Regions from separate parts of the Homo sapiens genome. Here region 2 is linked to region 1. The links are chromatin loops, found by intact Hi-C in ENCODE. Cell type or tissue: PC-3. All regions are shown on one strand.

Region 1 (4,000 bases):
ATCCCATCCAGGACAATAGTTGCAAGGACATTTGGGAAGTGTCATTTTTATCTTCATAATTTCTTCAATATAGAAAAGCATATTTGGAGTTTAAGATGGATGTTGAGTGAACCAACCTGGTATATGCACTGATACATTGACATATTTTTCCCTTAAAAATACAAATAGTGGTATAACTGTACACATAATAATGCTCCTTGCTCTTTTTTCTTTAAATTAATATAAATGTATCTTGACAATTTTTCCAAATCATCACATAAGCAGCTTTTTTATGGCTGTATAATATTCCTTTATATAGGTCCAGCATAATTAAATTCATTAGTCTCTTTGATAGCTATTTATGTTGTTTCTACTCTTTTGCTATTACATTCATCTGTACATCTTATACATTTGTATCATTTTGTACATAGGCTAGTATATCTATTGGGTCAATTCCCATAAAGCAAATGTCTAGATCAAAGGGTGATTTCATTTGAAAATTTGATATTTTTTGCCAAGATCATTCTAAAAAGGTTATGCCACTTTGTACTCCTGTCAGCAGTTAATAAATGGTCTTTTTTCAACACCCTTGCTGACAAAGGTACATTATAAACATCTTTTAAACTTTTGTTGACATGGTGGGAGAAAAAAAGGTTCAAATTTAATTTGCACATATCTTGTGAGGACTAAGCTTGAACATCTTTTTGTGAACTCTCTGCTCATAATCTTTCCCGATTAAAAAAAAATTTGGCCTTTAAGTATTTGTAGAAGTCCTTTATTATGAAAATCAACATTTTAGTTGTGATATTTGTAAATATAGCTTTCTAATTTTTCAGTTGTTGCTTAACATTTTACATGATAGTTCTGTTCCATGAAGAAGTTATTTATTTCTATATAGTAGAAATTATTAATCTTTTTGATAGATTTTGGATTTCTGTCATAGTTAGAAAAGTCCTCCCTACTCAGATTCTTTAAATAACTTATAGAAATCTATTCGGAATATGTAAAGTGTGACAAGCGGATATAAATTTAATTTTTCCAGATGGCTACCCCATTTCTGTACTTTTCTTTCCGTTCTAATTGATCTGTCCATTCTGGTTTCAATACATTTTTTAAATTTTTGTAACCTTATAAAAATATACTTAATATAAAGATAAGTCCCCATTAATTACTCTCTCTTGTGGCTTTTTTATGTGTTAAGTCTGGAAGCAGCTTGTCTAGTTCCAAAAAGTCCTGCTGTATTTTTATTGGGATTACGTTATATTTAGACATTAACTTAGAAATAACTTACATTTTTATTCTACTGAATCATCTTAACCAAGAATATTATATGCCCTTTATATTTTCTAGTTCACATCCCTTAGGGTGTTTTAACATTTTCTTCAAATAAGTCTTGTACTTTTCTGGTTAGGTTTATTTTTAGAGATGTTATCTTCTTATTGTATTATAATTTAAAAAAATTATTTCTATTAGTTGTTTTTATGTACAGAGGCTACTGATGCCACTATATTTACTTTATTATCCTTAGATATTTTCTCCACTTGGTCATCCATGAACAAGGTTGAAGTCACCAAATATTTTCTGTAAATAGTCAGATAGTAAATATTTAAGTCTACTTATTTAAGTCTTTATGGTCTCTGCTGAACCTACTCAACTTGCTATTGTAGCATAAAAGGAACCATAGTCACAGTGTAAATGAATGAGCATGGCTGTGTTCCATTAAAACTTTACTGTGGGCCGGGCGCGGTGACTCACGCCTGTAATCCTGACGCTTTGGGAAGCCGAGGTGGGCAAATCATGAGGTCAGGAGTTCGAGATCAGCCTGGCCAACATGGCGAAACCCCGTTTCTACTAAAAATACAAAAAATTAGCTGGGCATAGTGGTGGGCACCTGTAATCCCAGCTACTCGGGAGGCTGAGGCAGGAGAATCACTTGAACCTAGGAGGCAGAGGTTGCAGTGAGCTGAGATGGCGCTACTGCACTCCAGCCCAAGCAACAGAGTGAGATTCCATCCCCGACCCAAAAAAAAACTTTACTGTGGACATTGACATTTAAGTTTCATATGATTTTCATGTAACACAAAATATTATTCTTTTAATTTTTTTCCAACCATTAAAAATGTAAAAACCATTTTTAGCTCATGAGTCCCACATAAACACGTGTGGCCAGATTTTGCCCATGGGCTAGAGTTTGACAACACCTGGACAAGGCGAACAGAGGTCCTCTGCTGCTCACATAATTGTTCCTCCTCTTATATCTGTAGTTTTTGTTTTTGTTGACAAGATGTTACTTGGACTATGAATATTCTTAAGTATTATATCTTTATTGTGAATGACACCCTTTAACATTATAAAGGTCCCGCTTTTGTTTCACTTTTTGGCCAGAATTCTACCTTGTCTAATACTGAGATCACAAATATTGCTTTCTTTTGGTTTACATTTTCCTGCTACACATTTTTGCATGTTTTTATTTTCAAACTTTTGAAATAATTTTATTTTAAATATGCTTTTACATAGGGCATAGAGTTGGGTTTTCTTTGTTATAAGACCTGATAGTATTTTTCTTGTAATAGGTGATTTAAATGTAAATGTATTGATATGTGGGGTATGTTTGATGTTATTATTTCAGATCACTTTACAATATGTATACAATAAATTAGGAAACAAAACCAATAAAATTAGAAAGTTGTAATTTTAGGGGAAAAACTATTAGCCAACTTTTTCAGGAAAATTAGTTATAGCAAAAAGAAAACTTCTCACAAATGATAAGAAGAAAGTAATCAATGATGTTAAGAAATTAAATTTTTAAAGATTTTTTTGGTTCAACTTTAAGCAAATTTGAAAACTTCTATATAACTTGTAATTTCCTGGGAAAATATAATTTATCCAGATTTACTTTAGGTAAAAAAAAAATTAGACAAATCTATTAGTATAGAAAACAATACAGTTCTATTAGAAATTAAAGCTGAAAAATTAAAGTTTATTAATTAATTTAAAAAGAATAGTAATAAACTCATTACAAGTTAACATAAATAGCATATTACAGATCTCATTAATGTCTGACCCAATAAAAGATAGTTGAATTCTCACACCTACTTCTGCAGACAATCTGCTGCAATATAATGTTTTGGTTGAAATAATTTTTTTAAAAATCCAGCCTCACACAGATATGTAGTTAGAAAATGGAGGAGTATTTCAACAGCCTTTTCAGATAATTGTGGATAGTCTTCTTTGAAACTAAACCAGAACTGCGTAAGTGGTAGTTTCTTAAAAGTTCATTCCAAAGTAGAATCTGAAATTATATCATTAAACTTTTTGAACTCTGTTATATCAAAATACATTAGTCTGTCTTGCTGTTGAATGACATCTTTTACCCATGCATGATTTTGTAACATTGTATATTAGGCATTTGGAAAATATGGACTTCAAATATGCAGGTCTTCTAAACATGTATACATTTTATTGGACAATATAAAAAATGTTAAAATATCACCACAATTCCTATCAGAAAATTCTAAGTATTGAAAAGTTCATAGTGGTAGATATAAGTTTTCCAAAATTCTAAATCGTTACTTCAAAACTTGAATTTTATCTTTGGCAGCACACCCGTCAGTTGTTTCCCTGGAAGTCAGGTATACTTCTTTCATTTTTGAACAAATGTTTGCCTCCTACCTAAGTCTGAAAACATTTTGTCTTGTCAGCTGTTCTTTCAGTAAAAATGGCAGTCCATGAAAAAAAAAGTAAAAGTGCTCATTCAGCTTGCAACTCAAAGAATCCCTGAAGTGCTTTTCCTGGAGACAGCCATTGCACTTCAGTATGCAGCAGGAGTGTTTTTTGTGTGCTTCCCATTTTATCACAGAAAAGATGAAAAAAGTGTGTGCTCAAGGGTCAGTAGTTAATAACATTAACAACTTTTACTGCTTCATCAAGGATATTCTTTTTTTTTTTTTTGAGATGGAGTTTTGCTCTTGTTGCCCAGGCTGCTGGAGTGCAATGGCGCAATCTCGCCTCCCTGCAACCT
Region 2 (4,000 bases), 110 kb after region 1:
AAGAATCCTGTGGCAGTCTGGGCAGGGAATTCCAGGAATTTAGGTACCTGAGTTTAAAAAAGGCAGAGTGTGGGCTCCAGGCAGGCCAGTCCCCTTAGACCTATGGACCTGGTTCTGTGGGGAGGAGAGCAGTGGCCAGAACACAGCCTTCTAAAGCACTGTGCCTCGGGCCAGACACTCTGTTATCTGGTTCTCAGGGTGGCCCCACAACCAACTGCCAAAATATTTCCGCTTCTGCTACCTGTACTGTAAGTTGGAACTTCCCTAAGTTATTTTTTACTTGAGCTATTGCTATAGCTTCCTAATTGATATCCTGGCCACCAGTGTCACTGCTGGTCATTAGAAACTGGTTCCAAATCCTAGCCTGACTACTTATTAGCAGTATAACTTTGAGCAAGTGACTTAACCTTTTTGGAACATTCACTTGCTCAGCAAAATTGCTCCTAAGTTTCAAACTCACAGAAACTATGAGAGATAAATGTTTATGGTTGTTTTGAGCCATTACAGTTTGGAGTAACTTGTTATACATAAATGAATAACTAATGTATTATCACCCCACCCCACTTTTGAAATCATGGTATAATACACATTATTCCAGAGGGGCTTTCTGAAACCTAATAGAATAGAAAACAATAGTAAAGGTCATTAACTAGAAATATTTTAAAGCATTCTACTTGTTCTATTGGTTCCTTAATAGTACAAGCACCAATTATTTTAAGACAATGACTGAAGAAACCTTACAGGCTAACTAAACTGGACACATGTCATGTCAGGTCCCTCTCTCATGGCATATGTGCAGATTCTACATGGAGGGGGACGCTGTGCTGTGTCCTCCACTCCAGCACTAAGCCCTTCTAACCCTACAGTAGTGTGGTTCCAACACTCCTTAAAGTCTATCACTAAGTCATAGAGACCTTACTCTTCTTGATATTTATTTGGTAACATTGAAGAATAGGCTGGTTTGGTTGGTCAAACATTATATTTAACACTTAACCAGCATTACTGGCTGGGTGCAGTGGCTCAAGCCTGTAATCCCAGAACTTTGGGAGGCTGAGGCAGGCAGATCACAAGGTCAGGAGTTCGAGACCAGCCTGTCCAACATGGTGAAACCCTGTCTCTACTAAAAATACAAAAATCAGCCGGCTACACTGGAGGCTGAGGCAGGAGAATTGCTTGAACCCGGAGGCAGAGGTTGCAGTGAGCCGAGATTGCAATGCTGCACTCCAGCCTGGGTGACAGAGCAAGACTCTGTCTCAAAAAATAATAATAAAATAAAAATAAAAATAAGTAATAAAATAAAAATATTTAACCAGGATTATGAAATTCAAACTGCCTATTGAACCTGGCTAACAACTAAGATAGACATGATCATAATTGTTGTTTACAATGTAGAGAATACTAATTTACTATATTTCTATTCTGAGTCACTAAAATCTGTTTCTAATTTCTTTAGTTTTGTCATTTATATCAGCGGGCCCCAGCGTTTTTGGCACCAGGGACCAGTTTCATGGAAGACTATTTTTCCATGGACCAGGGTGGGGATGGTCTCAGAATGAAACTGCTCCACCTCAGATCATCAGGCATTAGATCCTCATAAGGAGTGTGCAACCTGGATTCCTCGCATGCACAGTTCACAATTGGGTTCACGCTTCTCTGAGAATCTAATGCCATGGATCTGACAGGAAATGGAGCTCAGGTGGAAATGCTTGCTCCTCTTCCACTCACCTCCTACTGTGCAGCCTGGTTCCTAACAGGCCGTGGACCAATACCGGTCCACAGCCTGGGGGTTGGGAACCCTTGATTTATATGTTCTTTTGCTCACTCATTCAGAGTGTATTTATGAAGTATTTTCTATGTGCTAGTTCCAATAGACAGAACAGACTAAATAAGACATTTGCCCTAGAGTCTAATGAAAAAGAGAGAATTTATAGTCTAATAGAAGATAAGTCTAGGCACGGTGGCTCATGACTAATCCCAGCACTTTGGGAAGCTGAGGCAGGAGGATTGCTTGAGTCCAGGAGTTTGAGACAAGCCTGGGCAACATAGCGAGACCTTGTTCTATTAAAACTAAAAAATATATATTAAAACAGAAAGGTGCTTTTAGAAATATAAAACCTTTGCATGAAGGGGAAGCATGTATGTGTGCATGTGTGTATATACACACATAGGTCTATTCATCCTCCAGGTGAAGAGGGAGTGCTATAGTTTTTAAAAAGTACTGAAGTAGAACATGTGCAGAGAATTGCACAAATCCTGAGTGCATGGCTCAATGAATTTATTAGAATTGAAATCACTTAATAACCAGCACTCAGATAAAAAAACAGAATTTTACTAGCACTCAAGAATCCCTTTTCTTGTCTACACTTTGGCAGAGGGGAGGAAATATATCAAACAACTTTTTTTTTCTCTTTCAACAATCTGCTTAACGCATACCTTCCTGCATCGTGAGTCACTCAGACCATTGTTAGTCAGCCTTCAAAAATAGTTTCTCTGAGACAATTCTCTCCCTCCTCACAAGCTAAACAGTGATTAACGTCCAGGTGAACCAGAATAAAAATTTCCAGCTGTCAAATTAACAGCCAGAAAGCATTTTTTTTCTTCACAAAAGATGTGTCTAGACTCGTGAAAATTAGAAAGAAAAAATATTCATTAGTTCATCACGTAAAGGGTTATTCCCTCTAACATAATTCCTAGGTTTTCTCTAGTTTAAAATGAGTTTGACTGTTCTTATTTAAAGTCAAGTCATACACATAAAGCAAACCTAATGCGATCTTTATTACAGGAGTAGACAGGAAGCACACACCAAGCCAATTAGATACTGTAGTCCCATAATGTTGCATCAAAGCTGTGGCATGTTATTAGAGACCAAGTGATGTACAGCATCTTTTATTTTGTGTTTAGAAAGCATGGGACAGCTATCTGACCCAAGGGTGAACCAATGTGGATACCGACAGGCAAAGCATCCATTGAGGTATAGGAATCCAGAGGAATGGTGTTTAAGTCTCCTTGAGATGCTAAAGACACTTTTGCGCTAGGTTCTCCTTTAATCTTTCTGAGAATATCCTCACTACAGTTCAAACAGAATGAGTAAAAGTAAGCGTGGGGCTTCAATAGGCAAAGAACTCAGACTGGGACCCCACAGATCATCTATTTGATGCTGTTTTTCTGTAGAATTAGAAAGGGTGAAGAAAGCTTGAATCACAGCATTTGTGTTGCCAATTTCAATAAAGTTTCCATTGTTTCACAACTTTCTCCAAAGAATCTGAAACCTATTTCTACATAAGCATAACTAGGAGCTTTTTTAGTAAAAATCATGCGTTGTTTTGTTTTCTCTAACTATGGCATCTCCCACAGCACTTGGGACAGTGTAATTGATTAATAAATATTTCATAATTGAATGAATGACTTTGTGGAACTTTCTCCTAAAAATGATGAGGAGCCATTGAAGCATGTTCATGAGAGGAGTGACATGACCAGATTTCGTCTATAGGCAACTCCTTCTGGCAATAGTATGGAGCATATATTAGAGGGACAGACCAGGAGGTATTACTGGGAGGTAATAGTCCTACTCCAGACTAGAATAAGTGATAGCCTGAACTAAGGTTGAGCGGGTTAAGGTGAAAAGTAGAAACTGACTTGAAGGATACTTAAAAAGTAAAATCTATGTGATCTAGTCATTGATGGAATGTGGAGGGAGAGAGAAAATACTAGAGGAGGACTCTAAAAATGATCCTTGAGATTCTGGTATGGTCTTTTGAATGAATGATGGGACAGATGGTTGAGGTGAAAAATACAGTAGTGGGAGGAACAGATTAGGTATCAAACACAGTGAGTTTACAGTAGCTTCTTTAGGTTTGAGGTGCCTGTGGGGTGTCTGATTTAGAGTCAATAGAGTGGAAACAGTTATTAAAGCCATGGGTTTTGATGGTTTTTTTCGCAGAAAAAAAAGGCATAGCATGAAAATCCAGAGGGCTAAAGGCAGAACCACAGGGAATACAGA

Evidence for each region. Peaks named below come from ENCODE experiments on the same cell type or tissue, not always from the same donor. Only the 100,000 strongest peaks of a DNase experiment are listed, where the experiment ranks them.
Region 2: a loop joins it to region 1, with 6 times the contacts of the local background. A loop is called at or near these places in 1 of 110 quality-filtered maps.

The regions. Positions count from the first base shown.
Region 1 is chr12:96,773,434-96,777,433 of GRCh38, forward strand. The region is part of intron 60 of CFAP54 (cilia and flagella associated protein 54); the gene reads left to right. Among named protein-coding and RNA genes, the nearest start is that of NEDD1, 130 kb to the right of the region's middle. In PC-3, no CTCF peak of the experiment used is centred here; DNase peaks (open chromatin) are centred at 1,248 and 1,638; H3K27ac peaks cover 1,975 bases.
Region 2 is chr12:96,887,287-96,891,286 of GRCh38, forward strand. No RefSeq gene overlaps it. Among named protein-coding and RNA genes, the nearest start is that of NEDD1, 18 kb to the right of the region's middle. In PC-3, no CTCF peak of the experiment used is centred here; a DNase peak (open chromatin) is centred at 2,455; H3K4me3 peaks cover 463 bases; H3K27ac peaks cover 1,611 bases.